Regions from separate parts of the Mus musculus genome. Here region 1 is linked to region 2. The links are chromatin loops, found by intact Hi-C in ENCODE. Cell type or tissue: heart. All regions are shown on one strand. Links, peaks and the distances in the headings refer to the core of each region. The heading gives the core; the rest is flanking DNA. Region 1 holds the start of Usp21 (ubiquitin specific peptidase 21). Region 2 holds the start of Tomm40l (translocase of outer mitochondrial membrane 40-like).

Region 1 (4,319 bases), core at 320-4,319, 65 kb after region 2:
TGCCCAGCAGGACTGAGAGCGCTTCCTGCTCTCCGGCATGCCTCTCCTGGGTCTGTGCCTGTCTCCACCCCCAACACCATCTCACATCCCTTTTACAGAGAAGGACAGGAAAGTGGCTCTTACTGTATTTCCTAGATTTCGGAGGCCAACATGACCAGAGCCCAGAAGCAGTGTGTGGTGAGCCTAGAAAGTCAGAGGACAGTCATATTCTACCTGGCGCTTTCAATAGCATGCTGCTGAATGTCTCCCCAACCCAACTCGTGCCCCAGTTCTACCCTGTTCCCCTCACTGGTCATCCTACCTCACTGGTCATGAGTAGTAAGCCCATCACAGCTGAGTGTACCACAGACTCAGCCATGGCTGTCACACCAAGTCCCCATTTACTCCGCTGCCAAGCTAGCCGGCGCTGCAGCTCCTGAGGCAACTCCCCAAGCACTGGCATGGTTGCCCAGCTGCTCCCCGCCCCCACTTTACTGCCCCCAAATCCCCCTCCTGCCCCCGTGGCCCCTTCTTGCACCCTCTCCTGCTGGCTCCAACTGCAAGCAGCCTAGCTCAGTTAGCTCGGGAAATGGGGAACCACACCAGCACAGGTGCTCTTGACTCCGCCCCTCCGCAGCTCCAGGGATTAATTAGGTCTAGGCCCAGTCCTAGGAGAGATGTTGCCTTAAAAGAGAGTGCCTAAGGACCCAAGGAAGAATTCTAAATAGTCGGGCTAATTCCCTAGGGACTAGAATGGCACACCAAGTTGGAGAATCACATACAACCCAAAATAAGATCTAGAAGGTCTCAGAAAAGACAAGAATCCACTGGTGTAATGAGGAGTTGACAAAGGGACTCAGAGAAGGGAACACAGGAAAGCCATAGTATGACAAAGTTGAAGGCAAGAGGAACATGAGCATGGGAGAGACCACGTGTGCTGTCAAGTCCTCACCATCTTGTCATCAGAGTAGAAAGGCTCAGAAGGCCGGGCAGATATCATGTGGAAGGAGCCATGGGAAGTAGGGGGCTCTGTCCGTATGCTGAGCAGGGTAGGGGGGCCAGGGAAGCCCCCAAGACGCCGGAGAGAAGTACTACGTCTCAAAGTGGGTGGCTCAGGCCGGAGTGCCAAGCGGCTCAGTGCAGCCCCTAGCTCGCCAGCGCCACGGTGCCCTCCCAAGGCAATCCCCATTGGACGCAAGTCCCCACTGCTCACAGACTTGGAACGGGCTAAGTTGGTCCGGGATGGGAGAGGCAGAGCCACAGCTGGGGGCGGTGAGCCAGGCAGGGGAACCCCATGATCTGCTCGAAGGGGACCTCTAGGACGAGAGCCTGAGGTCCGACCCCGACCCAGCTCCAGTTTCTTGAGCCTTTCATCTGGGGGACCTGGCCTGGGAGGCAAAGGTCGTAACATGGAGTTTGGCCCAGGAACTGGGTTTCGGCGCTCCTTGCTGCGTGCCCGGGGAGGAAATGGTATCTTGGCTCCCACTCGGGGCTGTACATTGACAGGTGGCTCTCGAGTCCGGCCCAGGCGGTGCTCAGAAGCCTGGGGCATTGTGGGCACCACAGGCTGGACCTGAGGAGAAAAGAGAGTCAGCGTTTGAATTAGGAAGGGAGAGAAGATACAGGCGATCATGCAAGCTGTCTTCTTCATGTACCGAGGGTACATATAACGTTTATAAAATCAGTTCTTGCATCTCCAGGACCTGGCAATGTTTGGCATACGAAAAATACTTAGTACTCCTTGAATAAACAAATGATTGAATAGCAGACCATCATTTTGACCTTTTCATGCCCCACCCCCTCTCTATAGAATACAGATTTATTTAAAAGCCACTGGTACTCTCAATCTCAGCTGTTTTTATAATCTACAAACTCCCCATATGTGGCTAGTCAAGTGGGATGTGCCATAGACCTGGGACTGTGGACGCAGGAATCAGTCCAAAAGACAGCATTCCAATCTCAACCCCAGCTCCTCTGGGTTGCAAATGAAGCGGATTAAACGGGTGATCTGCAATCCACTCCCTCCTCCAATTCTGGGATCCTACTTGGTATCTGGGCCCAGGGGGGCAATGGTTTGAGATGGAGGACGAACTACTTGACCCCTAATTTGTGCACCTCTCCCACCACAGCAGGGTTTTACCCGGGTCCGCCCCCCTCGAGGGCAGAAAGGCCGAGGCTGCTGATTGGCTGCGGGGTCCGGCGGCATATTCCCCGCGGTCCGAGAATGCCGTTCTTCCAGCCCAGTTCTCCCAGGCCCCGCTGGGCACCGCGAGCATCCCCCTTTGTGGTGAACGTCCTCTGGGGTCTGGATCCATCCTCCCTCGGCTCTCCCACCCCACCCCGCCATAACGTCCCGGCCCATACCTGTCCCCCGGTGAGGCGGCGGGGGAGGCCAGCCGGGGTCCAGCTCCAGCTCAGGGCCACCCCCTCTTATCCCCAAACAGCCTCCCCACAGGCCGGGCTGCAGCTTTAGCCGCAGCTGTTGCCCAGCTTGCTCCCGCCGCAAGGGCCGCCGCCATCTTTGTTGGTGCCGCCCGGCCACCGGCCACCGGCTTCACAGTCTCTTAGGCGCCTGCGCGCCCACACTCGGAATCCTCCCACCTACCTCCTCGGCGCTTGCGTGAGCCCGCCCCCACGGCTCCCCGACCGACACCATGGAAACGCAGCCAACTTTAGAACCACTAGTTTCAGGCCCTGCCTGATGGTGGTCTTTAAACCATTGCTGCAAGTCCCTGAGGCCAAGGCCCCTCACCCAGTCATATATGGTCCATAGAGATGAAGAGCCCAAGAGTCGAAAAGTAACGGAAGGGCTTACAACACAGATTCTTCGGAAGCAAGAGGGATGCAGTGAGAAAGCAGCATGCAGGTCCAGGTCTAGCCAGCAAACCAATAGAGAAGCATTTAGCAACTCCACCTAAGGGTGGGGAGATCCCTAGTGGGAAGAGAACGCTGGACCTGTAAAACTCATTCTTCAAGCTTCTTTGTAGGCTCAGGCAGTTAAGTAAAACATGGTTCACTGCTAAAGGGAAAAAGTGAACCCCAACAGCAAGGAAAGAAACCAGATTTTCTTCTATCATACCCTCCTCCCAACCTAGTGTAGTTGTTCATGTACCTCCGCGTTTTGCTTGTTCACCTTCTTAACAGCCATCAATGAGAACCACAGGCTACCAGGGGAAGCAGCTTTTATTGACAGGTTGTCTCCAGAAACCAAAAAGCTATGTGCTGTAAGTTACACCCCAGGCCTCCAAAATGCCTCCAGGGCTCTACTTGGAGAAGGGATACAAACCGCCTATTTCAAGGCCCAAATCTTTCATCTCTCTGTACAGTTTCATTTAGAAACTTTGTGACCTTGCCCTATTGTTGGGTTTTCTTATTTGTCCCTCCAGCTACTTTGTAACAGCCAGAGGTGACCCTTGAAGGAATCCTGAAAAAGGAGCAAACAGGAATGGAGCCTAGCCACGGTCCCTCAGTCCGGCCTCAGGGGCGTAGTCCTTCATTGGCTGCATTTTTCTTTGTGCTGGATCACACCCTTCTGGATCAGATCGGGGACTTCCACTGCCAGCCAAGGACCCAGCTGCAATGCAAGGGAAACCCTGTGAAGTTACTGTCACAGTCCATGCCTCTTGTTCCACCTGAGTCTCCTCCCCGGAGACTCTAGGTCCTAGAGCCTAGGAGGACATGCCCAAGGAATGTCTAGTCTCAGCTACGTGTAGGATATTACTTATCCCTGAACCCTCCCTCTTCCTCTCATACACCGAAATTAACAAACTCACCCCCAGGGCCATGAGATGAGCTAGTCCAAACTTAGGCACATTCCTGGCCCACAAAGGTTTGAAATGATCAGTCAGACATATTTTGCCACCCCTGTGAGAAAGACGAGAGGAAAGCATTGACACGTGAGACAGTCTTAACGTAGAGCAGCCTCTTGGGAACACAGGAAGATTGTTAGTGCTCAGAATGGAGAACAAGGTCAGCTAAGTACTTTGCTCAGGCTTGACAGAGGAGAGCTGGACTCCCCCTAGACTCTGGAGCAGCTGGAGCAGGCTCTGGGGAAACCATTGTCTCTTGGGCTCTTCCCTAAGGCTACCTTTGCTCTCTCTCACCACCTCGTCAGTCCTACCTGTACATCTTTGCTGTCTTCCCGTCCAGCTCAGGGACTGCAATTTCCGGAGCAGTAGTGGGATATGTGATAGGAATCTGGAGGAATTACAAAGCCATAATAAGACGAGAGAAAAATGAACTAGCCTAGTCAGACATATGCATCTCTTGGCTGAACTGCTTGTTCCGCAGATTCCACAGGCAGCATGTACACACCAGGATTCTAGGCACAGAGATTAGCA
Region 2 (4,322 bases), core at 1-4,000:
TCGCGTTCAGAAGAGGCACTGAGAACATAGTTGCTGATCACACACATTTCCAAATTCTCAAGACCTACGTCCATGTGCGTTTTACACAGTTGACGCGAGTGTGGGGGAGCCCTCACCTCTGTGGGGCTAAGCTGCCAGTCCCCTGCATAGGCGGTATGGAGGTGGTACCCTGGCAAGCCCAGGGCACTCATGTGCACAGTATGAGCCACCTGAGGAAAGAGGAGACAACGGAGAACAGAGCATTCTATTTCGTTTCAATCCCGTCTCCCACCCTTGACCTTTTTTTCCATCCAGAGGGGGCTTTTTAAAACCTCAACTATTCCAACGCATGCAGAGGGCCACTGGACTTTAAGCAACAAGTCCCACATCTTGTTGCTTAAAGGCATTGGGGGGGGAGGACCCCACACTTCCCCTCATTTGTCCCACATAGCCTAGCCAAGACAGGACTAATAGGTGTAAAGAGGATCCAGAGACAAGCAGGGAGGAGGGGGGTAAGTAGGGGCCAGACCAGTGGGAGCACCTGGAAATGGCTGCTCAGAACCTTGTTGACAACCAGCTTCACGCCTTCCATCTGTGCTGGGAATACATCTGAAGGGAAGGAACATGCACAGATAAGGACCCCTAACTACATAGACGGACTCCCCTTTCAATTGCATATGAAGCACTGGAGGAAATGACCTCCTTTCAAATCCTGCAACAAAACGCTCTGCTTTGAACATCTGGTCCTTTTTGACTGCCGGATGCTCCAGCTGTGATCTCCCCTCGCTGTTCACATCACTGGACATCAGCATTCAGGACCCTCCCCTTCTCTATGACCCTTCATCCTGAGACACCCAAAAGCTGCGGTCTCACCTTTGCACAACCGGTGCAGCTCGTCGAAGCTCCCGGGGTTGGGCAGCGGTTCCTCTCGACGGTGGCTCCGGCGGGGTAAAGTACCCATCGGTGCCAGGCCCAGGGTGTTCCCCATTTTAATCCAGAGGACAGGGAGGGGTTGGGGTTAGCCTGGGGATAAAATCTATTGCTCCCTCTATCCCCCACGGGCTCCACCCCCCATCATCGGGCTCCCCAGTTTCAGAAACTTCCATATGGTTCAATGCTAGACCTGCAATAAGGAACAGTAGGGGGAGAGAACACCGATGCTAAAGTTGAATCCCGGGCACACTCCCGCCCCATCGTTGATCCCTCACCCCCACCTGTCACCCCCGTCTGCTCTCCCATTATCTAGTCTTAACTACTACCGCAGGCTTCCGCTGACTTTCTAGTTTCTCTGTTCTTCATTCCCACGTCCCAAGGGTCTGCCCGCAATGGAACACTAGCCCTTACCATCTCAGACCATCCTGCAGCCTCTTTCCCCCTAGGCACACCCGGTCATCTTGATGGGGGCAGCCATCTTGAGTAATGGCAGAACTGCAGCTTCACCCTGTATTCCAAGCATGTCCGTAGGCGCCATCTTGGAAATGGGCAAAGGAAGCGCCCAAAGACCCAACCCACTCAATGATGAAAAAGGTGCCTCAATTTACTAGTGACCAATAGGAGAGGAGAAAACAGAAGAGTGGCAGGCCTGCAGGCCCCAGGGCTTCAGTCCGAGTGCAGTGGCGAGTGGGAGTTTGTGGGTGGCCCTTTAGACGTTAGTGGAAGGCCCCCTTTTAAGACCGCCCAACCTCCTCAAGGTCGAGATAAACTCTTGAGCATTCAAGACACTAGAGGGAGCATTTTGCCTATTAGACCAATGGAGTTCCTTAAACCGGAACGTGAGAAAAGTGAAACTATAGTTTGAAGACCTATTTTATGAATATATCACACTCAGGGGTTGTGAAGACGTGGTTCACTTTACCCTCCACCTTCCTGAAAGCCGGCTGGAGAATCCCCACAACTCTCCACTCTATACCACCTCCAAAGGACTGCTACTCACAATCCAACCCCCCAAAACAGACCTCTACCGCCCCCCGCCGTCCCCCCTTCCCCCGCTGGAATTCACAGGCCTTGCCTTCCCGGCGTGGTGGCGCAGGCGGATTTCTAAGTTCGAGGCCAGCCTGGTCTACAAAGTGAGTTCCAGGACAGCCAGGGCTATACAGAGAAACCCTGTCTCAACGACCCCCCCCCCCCAAAAAAAATGACTGTGAGAGTTCTGAGGGCGAGGAGAGAGTTGTGGGCAGAACTAGCTTCCGAAGCAGCTACCCTCTCTAGTTATTATTTACATGGAGAAAAGACAAATAAAATCTAAGAATACAACCGCAGCCTGAAGTTACGCTCCTCCCCCCAGGGCCAGGGGCAAGCAGTGATGTGACACTAGAGGTAAGTCCACAAGAGGACAACTGGAAATATGCAAGATTGCATATGCAAGGGTTGAAGAGATGGCGAAGTGGGTAAGAGCAGTGACGAGGCTGGTGAGGTGGCTCAGATGCTTCCCCAAAAGTCATAAGTTCACTTCCCAGCAATCACATAGTGGCTCACAACCATCTGTAATGGAATCTGATGTACCCTTCTGTTGTTTGCATTTATACATGCAAAGAGAGAGAGTCGTGTGTGTGTGTGTGTGTGTGTGTGTGTTTGAGAGAGAGAGAGAGAGAGAGAGAGAGAGAGAGAGAGAGAGAGAGAGAGAACTGGCTACTTTTCAAAGGATCCAGGTTCAAATCCTAGCACCCACAACTTTAATTCCAGTTCCAGAGAATCTGACACTCTTACACAGATACACGTGGAAGCAAAACACATAACTAAAATAAACAGATTTCTTGGTCTTCGGTTGCACTCTCCCTCCCTAGCTTCCACACTTCCACCCCCGTATCTCTCACTAATATTCCAGTACACACAGGGTAAGCTTGGTGGCAAAAAGGTGAGTGATAGGAATGTTTTCAGTAGCTACTGAGTTGACTCCACTGGAGAGCCCTGGGCCTAGCGAATGTACCTCTGTCCTTCCACACAGTTAGAACTGGGCCAGGGGCCAGGACCTAACTGATAAGGGGATCAAGTGTCCAGGCCCTTTGACCTTGATTTGGACAGAGCCTCTTAACTACTGAGGTTGGGAGCAGGAGGGCAGAGGCTATTTTTCTGAATTTGTTTTTTGGAGGCAGGGAGCACACATTGATGAGAACCCATAAATGGACTTGTATTTCATGATTATTTTAAAGGAATTTCATTCATGAGACCTATCAAATACAATAATTCCAATGCAGCATTTTCTCTGTGTGTCTTTTGTATGTCCGTGAGGGGTGTGTGTGTGTGTGTGTGTGTGTGTGTGTGTGTGTGTGTGTGTGTTTGTGTGTGTGGTGTTCATGCCCCCTTCCTATCTCATTACACATTAACTCAAAAAGGGACAGAGGCAGTTGTACCTGTTCTGACTTATATCTTCATAACCCCCATTCCTTTCCACCTCCTATTTCAATTCATTTCCCTTCTTCCTCTTTCTTCCTCTTTCTTTCTTTCTTTCTTTCTTTCTTTCTTTCTTTCTTTCTTTCTTTCTTTCTTTCTTTCTTTCTTTCTTCCTTTCTTCCTTTGAGACAGAATCTCTCTGTGCCGTCCTGAGACTCACTATATAGATCGGGCTGCTCTCAAGTTCACAAAGACCAATCTGCCTCTGACTCCCCGGGGCTGGGATTAAAAGCTTGTGCCACTGTGCCTTGCTCCTTTCTCCTTCTGTTCCCAAATTCCTCTCTGCCAAATTGCTATGAAGGGGTGAAGGGTTGGGGAAATGAAACTTGTCCATAATAAGGTAAAGATGACGAGGGCTAAGAGCTGCATGTTGGAGCTTTCCAGAAAAATAACTTAGAATCCTGATTACCTGATGGATACATATAAACCCATCAACTCCTGATCCCAAAAGGATAAATCATAAGCAGACATTGGCCTTCACTAGAGTTTATGCCCCTGTGGTTCACTGTGACACCAAGAGTCCCTTTTGCTTGTCCTTTTGTCCATGTCTAACCCTTGTTTACTCCAGCCTGATCTCTGCCCTTCTGGACTTGCCATTCTCCGTATCACCTGACGGGGTGGGGGTGGGGGAGTATATGTGTATATAGCCCCTACCTCCAGTCAAGCCCAGAGTAGACGGGAAGGACTGCAGCACAGAATCGGTATGCTGAGGGAACAGAGCTGTGGGTGGGCAACGTGCAAAGAGCATGGGACTTTAATTGTGGAGAGGGAAGGAGCTAAGTTAGAGTGAGCATCCATCTGGGTGGGGGGGAATCCCTGCAAGGGGCTGAAGCCCCTCTGACGGCAGTGTTCTTTCTCACCAGCAGCACTGTTCCTAGGCCATAGTCTGCCATCATGAAGCTGCTCGCAATGGTCGCACTGCTGGTCACCATCTGTAGCCTGGAAGGTGAGGT

The links. Peaks named below come from ENCODE experiments on the same cell type or tissue, not always from the same donor. Only the 100,000 strongest peaks of a DNase experiment are listed, where the experiment ranks them.
Region 1: it touches region 2 in a loop (4-fold over the local background); 3 of 42 quality-filtered maps call a loop at or near these places.

Annotation. Positions count from the first base shown.
Region 1 is chr1:171,285,419-171,289,737 of GRCm38, forward strand. Usp21 (ubiquitin specific peptidase 21) reads right to left here and starts at 2,543. Exons shown (of 13, transcript NM_013919.4): 1 at 2,344-2,543; 2 at 932-1,552; 3 at 124-183. The coding sequence starts at 1,531. Ufc1 (ubiquitin-fold modifier conjugating enzyme 1) reads right to left here. Exons shown (of 7, transcript NM_025388.3): 5 at 4,100-4,176; 6 at 3,753-3,843; 7 at 3,146-3,553. The coding sequence ends at 3,473. In heart, for the core only: no CTCF peak of the experiment used is centred there; DNase peaks (open chromatin) are centred at 1,233, 2,253, 2,583 and 3,173; H3K4me3 peaks cover 1,912 bases; H3K27ac peaks cover 1,517 bases.
Region 2 is chr1:171,221,052-171,225,373 of GRCm38, forward strand. Tomm40l (translocase of outer mitochondrial membrane 40-like) reads right to left here and starts at 1,463. Exons shown (of 10, transcript NM_001037170.2): 1 at 1,324-1,463; 2 at 853-1,102; 3 at 521-588; 4 at 117-209. The coding sequence starts at 967. It overlaps Apoa2 (apolipoprotein A-II), which reads left to right and starts at 4,003. Exons shown (of 4, transcript NM_001305549.1): 1 at 4,003-4,070; 2 at 4,236-4,315. The coding sequence starts at 4,264. In heart, for the core only: a CTCF peak has its summit at 1,707; a DNase peak (open chromatin) is centred at 1,540; H3K4me3 peaks cover 2,441 bases; H3K27ac peaks cover 2,467 bases.